Linked DNA regions of Mus musculus: regions 1, 2 and 3 are each linked to region 4. Evidence: chromatin loops called from intact Hi-C (ENCODE). Cell type or tissue: heart. All regions are shown on one strand. Links, peaks and the distances in the headings refer to the core of each region. The heading gives the core; the rest is flanking DNA.

What was found. Peaks named below come from ENCODE experiments on the same cell type or tissue, not always from the same donor. Only the 100,000 strongest peaks of a DNase experiment are listed, where the experiment ranks them.
Region 1: a loop joins it to region 4, with 1.9 times the contacts of the local background. A loop is called at or near these places in 3 of 42 quality-filtered maps.
Region 2: it touches region 4 in a loop (8-fold over the local background); 6 of 42 quality-filtered maps call a loop at or near these places.
Region 3: it touches region 4 in a loop (1.8-fold over the local background); 4 of 42 quality-filtered maps call a loop at or near these places.

What each region holds. Positions count from the first base shown.
Region 1 is chr12:40,678,535-40,682,760 of GRCm38, reverse strand. All of the region lies in intron 12 of Dock4 (dedicator of cytokinesis 4), which reads right to left. Among named protein-coding and RNA genes, the nearest start is that of Dock4, 230 kb to the right of the region's middle. In heart, for the core only: CTCF peaks have their summits at 1,985 (motif pointing right) and 2,762 (motif pointing right); no DNase peak of the experiment used is centred there.
Region 2 is chr12:40,253,971-40,258,196 of GRCm38, reverse strand. No RefSeq gene overlaps it. Among named protein-coding and RNA genes, the nearest start is that of Gm40403, 7.9 kb to the right of the region's middle. In heart, for the core only: a CTCF peak has its summit at 1,960; a DNase peak (open chromatin) is centred at 786.
Region 3 is chr12:40,562,537-40,566,762 of GRCm38, reverse strand. All of the region lies in intron 1 of Dock4 (dedicator of cytokinesis 4), which reads right to left. Among named protein-coding and RNA genes, the nearest start is that of Dock4, 120 kb to the right of the region's middle. In heart, for the core only: no CTCF peak of the experiment used is centred there; a DNase peak (open chromatin) is centred at 2,262.
Region 4 is chr12:40,497,276-40,501,501 of GRCm38, reverse strand. The region is part of intron 1 of Dock4 (dedicator of cytokinesis 4); the gene reads right to left. Among named protein-coding and RNA genes, the nearest start is that of Dock4, 53 kb to the right of the region's middle. In heart, for the core only: a CTCF peak has its summit at 2,341; DNase peaks (open chromatin) are centred at 1,751 and 2,391; H3K27ac peaks cover 1,238 bases.

The sequences.
Region 1 (4,226 bases), core at 796-3,295, 180 kb before region 4:
CCACATCCTGCTGCCACTCTACTGGGTACAGTACTCTCAGACCAGCAGAAGAGGATGGATCCCTTGGAACTTACTCGGAGCAAGAGAGAATTTTCAGGGGTATAGATAGCTAACAATCCATAAGCTTTAGATTAGATCCTATTAGGTGTTTGTTCTGAAGTAACCGGAGACCAATCTACTGAAATATTTCCAACAACCCAGGTGATAAGATGTTGGGTATCCTTTAATATTGTCATTTTGAACAGCCACAAATTTATGTCATTAATACTGACACTACTCAGATATGGTCAGAACTGTATAACATAGCAGTTCTGATATGTCAGAGCAACAGCCTGGTAGATGAATGTCCCAGTAAGAGTGAACACAAGTAGGCAAAAGCAAAGCTCCCTTCTACCTTCTTTTATCTGTGCTGCTGAAGGGGAAGCACCAATTAGGGCAGGTCTCACTGAGTCAAATAATCAGATTAAGAAAATTCCCCTCAGCTTGCACAAGCAGTTTGCCTTTTGGTTTGTTCTAAATCCAGTAAAGTTGACCATTAAAGTTAATCACCATCATGTTTCCTGGGATCTGGAAAGAGGCTAGCCCTACCTGCTATGCTCTCCTAACATGCGGGACTGAGAAGCACAAGCGGCCTCTGCTGATTGTAACTGCTAGTGGTGCAAAGATCTCCTAGTTTTCAATTGGGGAAATGCTTTGATGTTTTTATTCCAAGGAAGTGATTAGCCAATGGCTACAACTTATAGAGAAAACAGGACAGGCCCAACACATAAATTAATGCATGTCAAATGAAGACACAATAGAGGCATCTGGAATTATTTGCTTTCACAGTCTTAACCAAAATAAATTTACTGGCTAAAGACGAGAGCTGGAGGATCTATACTAACCGGAGGATGACACCATAAGAATACCTTAACGTTGTCTTTTGACTAATTGTTATTTTCCATTTTAAAATTCCACTCTTGATTCTGATTCAGGAGAGCAACGTTTTCATCACACACACAGGTTTATGTCAAAGTTTTGGTTTATGTCTTTTAGTTTAGTGGTTTTGGGTATGTGTTCATTCTTATAAATATCATTACCTATTTTTATTTTTTCATAATGCCAAGTACATAAGAATCTACTGGCTGAGAGCTATTTCATGTATGTATGTATGTATGTGTGTGTGTGTGTGTGTGTGTTGCACAGTAATGACCTCAGAATATGCTACCCCAAAAGATTGAATTTCAGTGGACTGTTTTGAAAGACATAAGGTACAAGAAGGTCATTCTAATCTTCCTAGGCTTTCTTCCATGAAATGGGTCAAAAATTATGTTCCTTCATGTCTGAGGAGAGCCTACATGTCTTTGAAGGGGAAGTTCTTCCAAGCAGAACTTGATAAAGGAAATTTTGTAACACACACACACACACACACACACACACACACACACACACACACACAGCTTACTGCCATGAGATTGGGAACTCTGCCATGGTTTTCTCTGGCTGTTCATTCCTCATTAACCTGCTGTAAAAACGTTATGCTTGCCTACTTTCTCAGCACTTCTCATGTGGGTTTCCCCATCTGAACACATGAAGCAAGTCTGAAATACTTTCTTTTCCTAATCTTTCTTTAGTTACTAAAGGATCAGTCACGAAGTTAGGATGGGTGAAGAACAGCTACATTTCCAATACTACAGTAGTATACATGACTGTTCAGCTCTTCAACATTTTGTGTACCTTACAAATAGCAAGCAGATCTTAGTGACCATGAGAAAGTTAGAGAAATAACAACTACTGTATATAATAATGCTAAACTCTAATCACTACTTCCATTAGATTATAACTTAAACTCAGAGGTTTTTTTTTTTAATCAATTCTACACATATTCTTTAAAGTATCTTAGAGTACAATTTAATGTTATATTTAAAAAGTGTTAATGTGCATGAGTGATGTTTTGCTTGCATGTATGTATATGTACCACATGCATTCCTGGTGCCCACTGAGGCCAGAAGAGGGCACTAGATCCTTTGGAATTGGATTACAGCAGTGGTGAGCTGCCATGAGTGTACCAGGAAGTGAACCTGGGACAGCAGTGAGTGCTCTTAACCAGTGAACCATCTCCCCAGCCTCTTCAGTCTCACATTTTGAACTATATAAAAGAAAACTGAAAAGAAAAGAGAAACTGAAAGGATATGGCCACCACATGCGACAAAGCCTTGGTTTTCTTGTATTACAGAGGACATTGAGAACACTGTCAAACATTTAATAGGTTCTATATGTCAGAAATCTTAGTACACCAATGTTGAGTTCCTGATTTTGCTATTATACACTGGATATCATAGCTGGGGGTGTAAAAATAGAGTAAGCAGCTTGCTCTCAAGTAGTTAACAAAGAGTTGCAAATATGCATATAGGATTCACTATATAGATCTATACGTCTGTATGTTTACCCTGACATACATATGTACACATATGCACACAAGTCAGGAGCAAAGAGGCCAATATTAAGAATCTCAGCTACCTAGGACTATCGAATCATGCGACCGTGTGCACATGCCCACATACTTGCGTTTGGGAAATACATATAAAGTGAATGAAATGAAATATCATCCTATGGTAAATGAGTAAGTCATTGCATGACTCACTACTTTGTAATTGAACAGAATTAACTATGAAATAAAGTTCAAAAGGATTAAAAAGATAGAATGGTTTAATAATTAGGAACTTCAAAAAATAAACAAAAAAGTAACACACTATCTTTTTAGCCAATAGGTGGTGCCATAAAGTACTAATTTAATCTTAGTGTTCTGAGAAAGCAATTTATAATTCAGCACTCAACAGCCAGGGGCACCCATAAAAGTCCTCGGGTACTATATCACTTGCAGGATGGTGAATCAACTGACTACACTGGTGTGCAGAGATCCGACTGTCAACAGAAAACCGCAGTCTAACACTACAGAAGTCTCTGCAACATCACCTAAGGAATACTATTACAGCTGGCATAGAGCCATGCCACTCTCCCTGATAGAAAGGGCAGGCTCCTTCTGTAACAACTCCTGTGAAATCTCGCAGGGTTACAATGGAGTTGGAAGGGTAGAATTGTGCATGCTCATCTCACAAAGGCAAAAAACAAAGAGTCAAGAAATGTATCTGATTAACAAATATGAGTTCTTTTTTATATGCGTGCAAACTACACATAAATACACAAATGATAGGTAAACACTGTAAATTTTCTGTTACTATATGCTGAAATATACTGTAAGTTTTTACATGTGTGTGTTTAGTGTGTGCATGTGCACACTCGCGCGTGCAGAGATGTGCCCGAATGTGGAGGTCCCAGGACCTCCAGAAAGAGTTGCATCTTTCCCTCTACCATGTGAGCACTAAGAATCAAACTTAGGTCATCAGGCTTGGCAGCAAGTCCTTTACTCACTGAGCTCTCTCACCAGCCCTGTCAGTGACTTTCATAGACTTAAGTCTTACCTACAAATTTGCCTAAATACATAACATGGGCTCAGTCTAGTTCCACATCCCTGGACTTCAACTGCCATCTACTACAAGTGACATTTATAATAATCATTTTTGTTCAGCAAGCTAAAATCTGGCTTATTTTTAATGAATATTTTTAGAATTTCAAATATTTTTAAATATTTGGTCATTATATTAATTCATTTAGAAATTCTCATCTAACAGAACTATTAAAATTTCAAATTACTTAATCTAATTATAACATTTATATTAATTCAATTTTTTTTAGCCATTTAACTCACTACTTTCTCCCATTTTCTAAGTGTAATAGGTAAGGTGGCTAATATTCCTTTCAACAAAGTCTTAGGTTAGAGGGAAATGCCATTTACCTAGATGAACCCATTGACCCATCACACAGACAAGATGACATCACCGAGACTGAGAAGCACATCAGTGGGGCAGAAAGGCCTACAACTGGCTGGGAGAATTGTCTCAAGAGCAAGTTTAAAGGTCTTTCTCTTCCTCTCCTCCCCACCCCCCCAGTACCAATGGCCAAGGAGTAGAATGGGGTGACAAGAAGGGAAAGCAGCCCTTTTATAGAACGGACTCCATTTCTCTTCCTGACTCAACACTTTCTGGTACTCTGTTTTCACTTTTTTAAAATCACATATACCAGTACAGCTTATCTCTCCAGCCCCTCATATCTGCTCTTTGCCCTTGTTATAGTGTGTCACAGTGTGTCATACTGTATACCCTTCTGTCAATACATCTTTACTTGCC
Region 2 (4,226 bases), core at 619-3,118, 240 kb after region 4:
ATCGAAACCTTCCCACTTGAATTTTTTTTTCTAAGTTTCCTACTGGTGCCTTAGGAATTGATTTAGAAACCCTAAAGCCGCTGTCCCCATAAGTCTAGGCACAGATAGGTTATCTATGCCTTGGTTGAAAAACCTCTGCCTAACCTGGGGAAACCTTTTTTTTTTTCTTATTGTTATTTATGATGGAGAAGACTTGAGGAAAGGTCACCTTCAGATGCCTTTCTTCACATCTAACATGAGGCATAACAGCTGCGTTCTGTGAAATAAGCAACTTCTCCAAACAACCGCTCTTACTCGTCATTAAAAATTTCACAGGGAGGTGAAAACCAACAACAAAAAACAAAACAAAAAAACCCAAAACCTCTCCTTTATAGTTAAAAATGGGTTACCCGAATCTGCAGACCATCCATTTTGGCATATGGTACTATTATGTAATCCAAAGGTAGGAAGGCTCAGCCCAGTGATTTACAGAGGAGATTGTAAGAATTTCCTCACAGGCTGAAGCTTTTTTGATGAGTTAAAAAAAAAAAAAAGAATTTTGCTCACAGCGGCAAGCCTGTCACCTAATCCTGAATGCATTGTTTTAAAAGTTATTTTTTTAAAGCCCAGTTACTTCATGCACAATAGTTTTGACGTTTTATCGGCATGCAATTAAAGATCCTTTGTCTAAAGTTCTACTCTAAATTCTTGAGCAGATAGGAGCTCAGCTTTTCAAAACTGAAATCCTTTGACAACCACCGCAGCCCACACGGGAGGAGCCAGCAGTGTTGTGCTGCCCTCTGTTGGGCTATTGCAGAAACGCGTGCGTGCAGAGTTGGCCTAGGGCTGTCTCCAGGAATAATCTGGTAGTCTGTTAAAATAGAGTTCTTTTCACAGAAAAGCCCGAGAAGCACAACAAACTAAGCAATGAGGGAGAAATGTAGAGATTAAATTTGTGGAGACTCATTTGGTGGATGCCATAGACTAAATAAATGTCTGCTCAAAACTTGCTCTTTTTATGAGTGATCGTTTGGAAGACAAGACGGGCTGACAATAAAGACTTTCCTTCATTTTCTTGACAGCAGTGTGAGGACTGATCAAAGCAAAAAGAAAGAGTCTTTGAGGCCAGCCTGTTCTACAGAGTGAGCTCCAGGACAGCCAGGGCTACACAGAGAAACCCTGTCTTGAAAAAAACAAAACAAAACAAAACAAAAAAAGAGGAGGAGGAGGAGGAAGAGGAGGAGGAGGAAGAAGAAGAAGAAGAAGAAGAAGAAGAAGAAGAAGAAGAAGAAGAAGAAGAAGAAGAAGAAGAAGAAGAAGAAAGAGAAGAAGAAGAAGACACAAAAGTCTGACACTCATGCTATTACAGTATGTTTACAGACAAGAGCCTGGCATGGCTGTCCTCTGAGAGGCCGTACCAGCAGCTGACTGAGACAGAAGCAGATACTTACAGTCAAGTGCCCTCAATTCTGCCAGGCATGACTGTTGTGCGAAGGGCAGTTCTGGAAAGGCCTGGTTCTAAATATCTTGTTCCTTCAAGTGGAAGTCTCTGTGACTGAACATTTATTTCATGTCAGCTACTGCAGACAGTCTAAAATTTGGTGGCAGGTAATGGCCTCTCCACATTGAAGAAGTATCCTGTCTACTGAAGAAGCCCCAAGGAATACAGTTATATACAAGCAATATGCATTACAGCTTGAAGCAGGTTGAAGCATGCACAAACCCATCCACATGAAATAAATGAAAGGATATTAATTTCCTTGTGCTTTCAAATCAGAAATTCCTACTGGAAAGGCCTATTAGAGTCATATAGGAGTCCTTTCCTCAATTACCTGGTTTGTTGTTTGTTTTGTTTTGTTTTTGCAGAAAAACTAGCATCTTATTCTCACTTTTATAAGCTCATGTGTTAACTGAGATGGGGAATGTTAAGGTGGGGACAACACAAAAGCCATTATTGACTCTATGAATAGGAAGGAACCTTGGGGATCCCCTAGTGGCAAACTGTTATTTAACACTTGAAAATGTGGACTGGAGGTGTAGCTCAGCACTTCAGTACATGCCTAGCACACACAAGGCTCTAGGTACACACCTAACACAATACACAGAACAAAATAAAAACAAACAGAGGCAGAAGACTTCATCCAGATCATGACTGTGGTAGAGCCAGAATCCCAGGCCTTTTGCCCAGCTGACTTTCCCCCCTGTTGCTACTTCAAATTTACTACAATATTAACCCCTTTCCAGCGGCTCCAGGTATCACACCCAGGTCTGTTACCCAAACCCTAGCTCATTTTCAACACGTGGAGGACCTGTGCCACAACCCCTCCAGTGGGGCCACGTCAGAACAACAAGTAAACTTCTGATAAGCGTTAGGGAGAGCAGACACTTGGCCACTGACATCACAGGTTCCCTAAGGTCTAATCCTATGTTTGTCCTCTGCCTACTGGAGGACCTTTCCTCTGTCCTTCACCTACCCATGGTCTGTGTTTATTTTCAATGGTAGTCTCCTCGGTGAATGTCATTGCATGCTTCCCATGCTTTAAGGAAACTTAGTTTTGAAATCTATATAATAAATCGCTGCCATTGCCCCTTAATGTTTGTTAAGGTTTTAGGGACAATGTTTCTATAGGATCTTCAAATAAATCTGTTCCTAAAAAATATCAACTTGCACTACTTAGAAATAGGCCCATGCTTTTGTCAAGCATCTAAGGATCTGTAGTGAAATATGTGGGGCTGCAGAGATGGCTCAGTGGGTAAGAGCACTGACTGCTCTTCTGAAGGTCCTGAGTTCAAATCCCAGCAACCACATGGTGGCTCACAACCACCCGTAATGAGATCTGACACCCTCTTCTGGTGTGTCTGAAGCCAGCTACGGTGTACTTACACATAATAAATAAATAAATAAATCTTTTTAAAAAATATGTGCACCATTTAGAAAAGGTCTTTTTTTTTATAAGTAAAAATGATCTGTTGCAATGCTAATGGGGATTCATTTCTGATTCCAACATATAGTTTCTAAATACATTTTCCTCCCAGAGGTCCATGTTCATAATGGTTATATAACTTGTTTTCCCAGAGACACCTCCACAGCGCCGTTGCAAACGTGGTTAAGTCCACAGTTCTTAGACAGGTAAATATTCTCTTGCCCTCTGCTGGCAACATTGAAACCTCTCTGAGAACATGCCAACTAGACATCCATGTGGATCTCGGATATATACTTTATCCTGCTGGTTTTGGGGTCTGTCTAGCAAATGCCTACTTGACAATGTGTATACCAGGCATGAAAATCTCTCTGTAGCGCCCACTTCTTATCAAGACATCAATAAGCCAGGAGTTCAGTTTCATTAAGAAAGTTGTCACCCAGTGCACTGGGAGTGTCGTTCTGCATCGGTTTGTCATTGATTTGCGTTATTCACGTTCAGCACCGTCAGCTGAATACAAACCAAACGAGACCATAGCCAGAGGAACTAGGGCCTAACAGCTCCCTGGTCTTCCTTGGGTGAGATCCCCCTGAGCTTGTCCTGCCTTGCCAGGCATCCCTAGCCTATTCACAGTGGTCAAGGCAGAGCACACACACTTAGTTAAGGCCAGTAAGACTACCCCTTCTCTGTGGGGCAAGTTGGAGGACTGAAGTTCACACAGTCCCAGATTCATCCTGACACTGCTGGTGTTGATTCCACATGCAGGTATGGAAGTTTTGCTCACACCTCCTCTCTCCGCTTGAGCGATTCCTGACAATCTAGCGTCTGGAGGAAGTTCTGCAGCAACTGCTTCTCTTGGATTTTGATTTGGAGCTCCATTGAAAGCTGAAGTAAACTCAGTTCAGTTGGCCCTTCACGTCCGTAGGTACAGTTGGAGCCAATTGTAGAAGAAAGTGTTTTTGAGAACAGCTCCATGTATGCTGACATGTGCAGATGTTTTTCTTGTTGTAATACACTCTTTTACAATGCATTAGGTATTACAGATAATGTACATGTGATTCAAAGTAGATGGTCTGCACATTTTACTATTTGCCATTATTTTATATGAGGGAGTTGAGCACTCAAAAATTGTGATGTCTCCCAGGGATTAGACCACCAACCAAGGAGTGTACAGGGAGGGATCCACAGCTCCAGATACATATGTAGCAGAGGATGGCCTCATCTGACATCAGTGGGAGGGGAAGCCCTTGGTTCAGGGGAAGTTTGATGCCATAGCATAGGGGGATGCTGGAGCAGTGGGGCGGGAGAGTGTGGGTGGGTGGGGGA
Region 3 (4,226 bases), core at 717-3,216, 65 kb before region 4:
TTATGTCTCTTATGCCTCACTCTCTGTCTGTCTCTTGTGTCTCTGTGTCACCTCTCTCTGTCTCTCTCTGTTTCTCTGCCTGTCTCTGCTCCACCCTACCCCCTCTCTCTGAGATAGGGTCTCATGTGACTCAGGGCTGGTCCTAAACATACTATATAGCTGAGAGTGATCTTAAACATCTGATCCTCTGAGTATGATTTTATAGAAATTTCTTGACTGTCATAGGCTGATATTATATATATATATATATATATATATACACACACACATATATACACACACACACAATATAATAAACTAGCTTTACTAAAACCAAAATTAAAATTAATACTTGAATCATTACTGCCTCCAAAACCATAAAGACTTCTACTTCCTTTCCCAGAATCTCAGTAAAATAGTTTCAACTTACTTTCCTAGAGTTTAAAAAAAAAAAAAAAGAAAGAAAAGAAAAGTAGTAGTTCCATGGGATGACAAAGAGCTGACATCTTTTGAAATTCTCCTCTGGGGTTGGGGAAAACCTACCTAATAAAAATATATCGCACCATGGCAAGTGAGCCAACATTTATTTTTATCTCATGGACCCTTTACTACATACAGGACACTATGCCAGGCCCTTGGAATCCATGATCCCTTCTCATTGAATAAAGGGTCATATGTGTTGTTTAATTCAGAAATTTTTTAGACTTGAAAAGTAGTTTAAGTTAAATATCATATGTTTATAACCTTCTCGGGTCTACCTGGGTCAGTATCTAGCCATGAGTTTTGCATTTGAAGCAATGCATGCATGTATGTGCGTGCGTGTGTATGTGTGTGTGTGTGTGTGTGTGTGTGTATGTTATATACAGATTTGTGATAACAAATAAGGTACAATTCTTACACAAAGCAGCTAAACAGATTCTTAAGTATTGTCTGTGTTCATCTCTAAGCCTGTTGTCTATCAGCTTTAAATTCACCACCTCCTTCGATGCTCACCCAACGACCTGCAAACCCTATTTTAGCTTGGCCAACTGCTGTTCTCAATATGGCCTTAGGGAGTGTGGGACAGTGGAGGAGAAGGAAGCCTATCAGGTGCCCTGTCTGTGACTTCATTATCCATCCCCACCCACTCAGGTAATGCTTGTGACACAAGCAGCAAGCAGCAGCCCCTCAGGCTGCACTGGAGTCTAACTGGCGAGTGTCCTAGTCTCATAACATCACCTAAGTGTAGCCTAAGCTGCCATTCTAAAGTCTTGGCACTAGGATACAAGCCCGTCCCTCCTTGACTGTCTGGATCCCAGCTGCCCAGTGACCTTCAGCATTCAGCTGCAGTAGCATCACCGAAGGAGCTCCTGGTGTTCAGAACCTGCTCCAGTTCTCCACTTACAAGAACTGTTTACGTTCTCATAACACACCCTGGTCCCCACACTTCCAATATCCTCGCCGTTTTAGAGAATTCGTCTATCCTTGCATGCTTCTTAAGTGTCACTTCTCTATCCAGGTAACCATTTTCTATATTAAGGTACACTGCACAAAAAAGTGGGAAAGCCCTGGCTCCACCTAACACACTAAATGCAATATGGCATGCTAAATATGAGCACACCAATTAAGAAGTAAGATCATACTGGCAGAACCTGAAAAAGTGTGGAGGAGTCAGAGGCTGAAGCATCTCATTACATGGTTAGAAGGGACTGACCTGAAAGAAAATGGCAGAAAGACAGGCTCTTACAAAACAGAAATACTGCTGATTGACTAAGAATGGAGAGCCTGGCCTGGCCAGAAAAGGGATTTTTTGCCAGGGAGAGGAAGCAGGGCTCAAACAGGGACAATCACCAGTGCTAGTGAGCTGGTGAGGCTTGGGATGGCAGAGCCCTGGAAGGCAAGAAGGTGAAGAACAGCAATGGCCTGGAGTGGGTATCCCGTCCAAAGATTAAGACTAATACATTTCCTCTCTGATACCTGGGACAATCTGGAGTGCAGTTCAGATACAATTCACTAAATATCATATAATTAGGTACAAATGAGTTCCCAGTCTTTGGGTCACACTTGTGGACAGATTGATGGTACTTTATTTAGTTCAGGCCACAAAATGACATGACATCAACATTTGGATCGAGGTTTATCCTAATAAGAGACTTCTAACCAGATATAACTGCCCACCCCCAAAACACCCCAGACACCCACAAAACTAGCCACAGTGCAAACACTGTGAGTTTAAAGTCTGTCCTTATTTAAGCACACAGCACAGTTCCCCAGGGAAATGAGGAGAGCAGGAATGAACTTCCTAAAGCCCTGCCAGAGCACTGCAGTCACCAGCGGCTTTTCAGCACTATCCCTTGTGTCCTTGCACTGTGACTTCCTCTACTCTCCTAAAGTAGACCATAAAATACAACTCTGACAGAGGGGGAAGTCTGCCACATCTATAGTCTCCCAGACTCTCTTGCAATGAATAAAAATTCCCTTTAAGGAGCTTTAGGTATCCACATAAGAAACACTGTAATTGATTCCGCACACAACAACAGCCCTTAGTTAGAACAGTCCTTGGTAATTTATTGGTGAACTGTGAACTTTTACGCTTAAGCCAATAGAAACAGGTATAGCGTTTTGTTTACAGTTGATAATGCAAGAAATATCTGCTTACTTGACTGGGAAAGAAAACTGAGGGTCCTCAAAACATTTTAGAATAATATTCAGTATCTCTGGATCTGGAAACTCAGAGTTCATTAAAACAAGTTTGATTTGGCAAAAGGGTTAAATGCTTTCTATTCTGTTTTCGTATTAAATGGTCAACTTATGAACAGCTGAGAAGAGTTTGGGACACCATGGGACACTTCCACAGATTAGTTGGTGATCAAAGGCAGATGGCTTTTTTTTCCTTTCTTTCTTTCTTTTTTTCATTTTTTTTTTATTATTTATGGAATTCCACTTGGTATTTTCAAAACATGTTTTGCAATATTTGGATATCCTCCAGTGGCTTACTTAATTCACATTTCCCCAAACACTCATCTAATTTGGAAGTCTGGTTACTTCTTTTTTGTGATTCTCACATGAATACTAAATTCTCTGTAAAGAATGGTCAGGGTTGTTTTTTTTTTTTTTTTTTTTTTTTTTTTTTTTACCCAACAAAATGAAATTAAAGAAAAAAATTTTTTTCATGGTAACTCAAAATTGATCTTAGAACATTTCAATTTGTGGGGCCTCAGGTTCTGCAACCTAGATAATGTAGCTGAGAAGGACACATTGCACAGGTGAGACGGTTCAGGAAGTAGTATTACATTCAATTAAGAAATAGCTAGCACTGTGAGGATGCCGACTGCTGATATTTCTCACAGTAGGGAACAGGCATGAACACTCTGGAGATTCTTCGCACGAAGAGAGGTGTTCAGAATAAATGGCAAGTTATGAGGTAAATGGGGTTGAGTTGCGTGATTTTATTCACCAAGAAGCTAAAAATTGGAGAAAAAAAATAGGGAGGTAAGAATCAAAAGAACAGAGAAAGAGGGGCTAAATGCTCATGAATAAAGTTGAAGTTTGCCGGGAACCAGGACTTCAAATCCCGGAATCAGTAAACTTCTCTGAGAAAAATAATGTTTAGGATAAAACTTCCCCTCCCTTATCTGAATGCCCCCATACTAAACTAGCAAAACAGAAAAAAGAACGCACAACAAAAGTTGACCCATGCCACACTAGCAGGAATAACCTACTTGCATTCATTCTCATTAGGAAGGAAAAAAAAACCTAATATAATAGTAACATGGTTTTGGTAGGAAGGACTATATGGAAGGAAAGTGAAAGATTTTTTTTCTTTTATACTTTTTATATTACAAAATATTTATGGAAACTAGAGTATGTTTAAAACGTAGATTGCTTATAAGACAGAGTTATGAATTGCTTCTCCAGTGACGGGAAGCGTGACGGGAGAGGTGTTTAGAATGAGTCTCAGGCATAAGTCAGTCATCAGCTCTCCATAATGAGTCACAGCGCCATGCACTTTGGAGTCCTAACTGACTGGAGTTTGAAATGCTAGCACTTTCACGTACCTTCAAAGAGACTTATCATTTATGAATGTGTGTGTGTGTTAACATGCCAGTTATTTATCTGGAGTACCAGAGCAACAGTCTATGCTGAATGTCGGCATTAAAAAGCTTTGAATAATACTTATAATTTTTGCTTAATACTCTCAATTATTTCATAAAAAGCTATTCATTTGAATACCTTTGGGGTAAAAGAGAGTAAATGAGCAAATTTAA
Region 4 (4,226 bases), core at 838-3,337:
GGTGGGGGAATACAAGAGTCTAGGGGGCACAATTCTCATTTAAAGCACATCACCAAGACTCTAAGCAGGCTCTTCTTTCTTGATTAGTGTGTCTATGTCAAAGGTAAGGATGTGAGCCAAAGGAAAAGAGACAAAGGTCAAGCAGGGGCGGCAGGATTTCATCTGACTTTTAGTTACATTGGCCCCAAGTTCAGAGCCAATGCTTTTAGTAAAGGCCAATTATGCAAACCTCTCCCTTCTGCCTTTCAATCAAGGAAGGTGTGCACCTTTCTGAGAAAAGCTAATCACTAATGCATTTCTAATGAATGGCTTTACAGAAACTGAGTATTCATATTATTTATTATTTTAAAACTAAACATTTTAGACATTAAAAATGTATTTAAGATAATAAACCATACTCCAGGGAGCTTGTCACTGTGTTTTAAAGCTGAAATGTTGTAAGTATTATAGAAAACTTCCCAACATCCTTTATGACTATGAAAGGAACCAGAATCCTGAATTTAGCGTAAACCTAAAATGCTTATAGACATATTTGCACCACTACATCACATGAAAATTCAACACCCAACATTGCTCTGCATGCATTTCTGCAACATGCTTTGTTTCCTCAGCATTCATGCATGTGATATCTATTTTCACTATTCCACAGCACTTCGCTAGATCAGAATAGTATGGTGTACTACTGCTTGTAAGCTGCATCACCCAGAGGTCAGCAGAGAATGCACATACATGGACCTTCCTGTGGATACATGTAATGCTTTTTAATATGTGTACATAAAAAGGGGATAACTAAGCCGGGTGTGGTGGCGCACGCCTTTAATCCCAGTACTCGGGAAGAAGAGGCAGGTGGATTTCTGAGTTTGAGGCCAGCCTGGTCTACAAAGTGAGTTCCAGGACAGCCAGGGCTATACAAAGAAACCCTGTCTCGAAAAACAAAAAACAAAAAACAAAACAATGCAAAAAAGAGAATGACTAGAATAAAGTTACTGTGAAGAAACCAAGTGCAAACATTGGGGGAAATGGCCTAAGTTTACGATAAAAAGACTGTTTATTTTTTTCAACATTTTGGCAACTTCAAAATTGGTTAAAGTTTAAAAGGGGGGGGGTGGAAGTGGATAAAAATCTCTCTTTAGAATACTCAACATAATTCTCCACAGAATTGCAAAGTTTGGGTTAACTCCTAGGTACAGATGCAACTTCCACAGTACTGGAAATAGCAAAAAGCTGGTTTATTTGGCTCTAGGGCCACCAGTCCCCAAATGTCACCACACTGACATGAGGCGAAGCTGGTTAGAATACCTCTAGCTGAGCTTGCATATATTGCTCAAGTATGGTGTCAGGAAAACTGAAGCAATTCTTTGTTTATCAACCACAACGGATGAAGTTATTTAAACTAGAGAGAGAAAAAAATCAATGATGATTCATTAGAGTCCTAGTCTCTCAAGCTATAGCACTTTGCCATCCATCCACACGAGTGATCTTTGAAAGATTCAAACTGAAGCATTCTGAAGGGCATCTGACTAAAGTCAGAGGCACTCTCCTGCTGCCCCCCTCCTCCAGCTCTAAAGACACCTCTTTGAACTCACACATTTTTCCCTTTGCCCTTCTAACCCTTATAACCAGCTAGAGGCCCCAGGCCAGGAGAAGTGTGTATTTATGTGAAGTCCCCAGAAGACCTAAGAAGAGTGACATGGGCCAAACCCACACCCAGCCCTGTCCTCTAGGAAGCCTGCCAGGGCTAACCTCATCTGAACCATGTCACTCCCGCCTCCTCCCCCTTCGGAGTCAAGCATTCCCTCCAGACTCACTCACTTAACACTTGTGGATGTTTTGATTGGGATCATCTGTAAGTCCCTGTTATGTTTTCTCTTCACACAGAGACTGTAAACTTCTCAGTGTGCTTTGTCAACCCATCGGCAAGAACAATTGCCAGAATGTAACGCAAAGGAGCTGAAACAGAAAGGAACACGAGATTTGGCTCCCAGGCCTTTCCATGACCACAGCCTAAGGGTGTTACACACTCCTTCCAGAGACTTCGTAGAGGCCCTGTCACTGATACATACTGTGTACGTGCAAGCATGCTTGCGGTTCTCACAAAAGAGGTAGGTAGACCACTATCAGCTAAGCCCTACTCAACAAAAGACGGTTAAAGTAACCGTGATGAGCCAGCAGCCAGACAACAAACAGCTTCAGCAGACCTTGCAACTGAAGTGTGCCTTCTCTCTCCAGCCTCTTCAACGGTGGCCCACACTCAGGAACAGTTTGACATTTTAGCACCATATGGCTCAGCGAGGATCCAAAGGCCACACTGAAAACTGCCAGGCCATTTGGCATTTCCGTACTTGCCCAGGCAGATGGCACTAGGCGCCCAGTTCCCAGCTGCAGCCTGGGATAGGTCCAAGAGGACCGGCGCTTCTCCAGGATGCCAGGTCAGCAAGGAGTCAGGGCTGTGGCATCAAGGCTGTGTGGTTTGAAACCTTGATGCCAAAGCTAATAATCTGGTCCTCACTCACGAGGATTTCTAGCACAGCTGAGAAAATACACAGTGGATTTACAAACAACTGTCTTTCCACCGGAGGCATCCCTAGTCACTCTCACCAGCAAAATGCCAGGCCCCTAAAGCGTGCTAGCCGCTCCTCCTCTCTACATAAGACTTGTGGGATTCCCAAGGAAATCTACTAGGACGGCTAGTTCAAAGACTGCAGAGAGGGATGGACAGGGTCTCATCCTAAGAAGTCACATGGGATTCTGTTTTTTCTTTTCTTTCCTTATCATGGTATAACACACGTGTTGGTGTTTAAAGCTGGGCTTCTTTTTCTGGGATCAGTTCCCCGGAAAAGGAAGCAAAATCTCCACTGTGAAAAGGACTCAGGCCAAGGTTGCTCCAAGGCAGAGACTTGGAGAACTGTCAAGGATTCGGGTACCACAGAGAAGAGATCACAGGCAAGCTTTGCAGAAAGAAAAGGTGAATCCAGTTGGAGAAGGGCCTGGGATCAGGAGAGTTCAGACAGAGGCTGTTGCCACTCAACACATCCCTGAGCAGCGCCTGGGGTTTTAACTGTCCATGTCTCATTACTCGGGATGCTAAAACCTCTTAACATATGAACATACACACACTAACACACTCCCATACTGCACTGAGATTAGTTTAGCACACATAAAACTGAATGACATGCAAGCATCTGTCATTCCGGGATGGGGCCTCGGGGCTTACAACAACTACAGTGTTGTACATTCAGAGATATTCCCGGTTTATAGTGCCAGAGCTATCTATTCAGAGAACGAGGAACCCAGACCGGCAGGCCATTCCTCTCTTAATGACAGTTAATCTGTATAAAAACCGAACTGGATCATTAAGCAGGGTTTTTATATTTCCTTCAGGCTCACCCAATTTCATCATTACCGTAGTAAGCCCTGGTCTGTGTACCTCTAGACAGAAATATACTCAAGAGGAGGATTTTTGCATGGAAATGATATTTTGGTCTGACTTCTCAAGTCCAGGCCACAGCACTCAAGTCACAGAACTTAGCTACTTAGAAGACAAAATAAATAAACAGACTCGGGGCTGGGGAGATGACTCAGTGCTTAAGGGCACCGACTGCTCTGACAGAGGCCTGGGTTCTCTGAGTTATTAAATAAATAATAGGAGAAGAATTATCTCTTAAAAGTTCCAAATACATCAATTCACAAATGATATATAATGGAAATATATGTATTTTAACAAAGCAGAACTCTTAATAACATACAGTAAACAACACACTCAGTTATTAAAGTATAAAGACAGCTCCTTCTTGTTTAATAATGTTTATACATATGGTTGTATCCCTAGTTTAAATAACATGGGATTCAAGTTGAAGATACTCTTTAGAAACACACATGGATAAGCAATGCATTTTAGCCAGGTCTGAGTTTTGGTTTGGGAGGACATAGCATCATGTATCGCAAGCTAGCGTCTAAGCTGCCACTATCTCCTAAGTATTGGTATTTGGTATATTGGTTTGGGAGGACATAGCATCATGTATCCCAAGCTAGCGTCTAAGCTGCCACTATCTCCTAAGTATTGGTATTGTAAGCATGCACCACAATACTGGACACCAAGGCTCTACTTCAGGTCCAGAGAGAGTTCCTCAATAAAGGTGCTTGCTGCCAAGCCAGAGGTCCTACATTCCATCCCCAGAACACACACAGTAGAGAAGAGAACCAACTCCCACAAGGTCTTCTCTGAC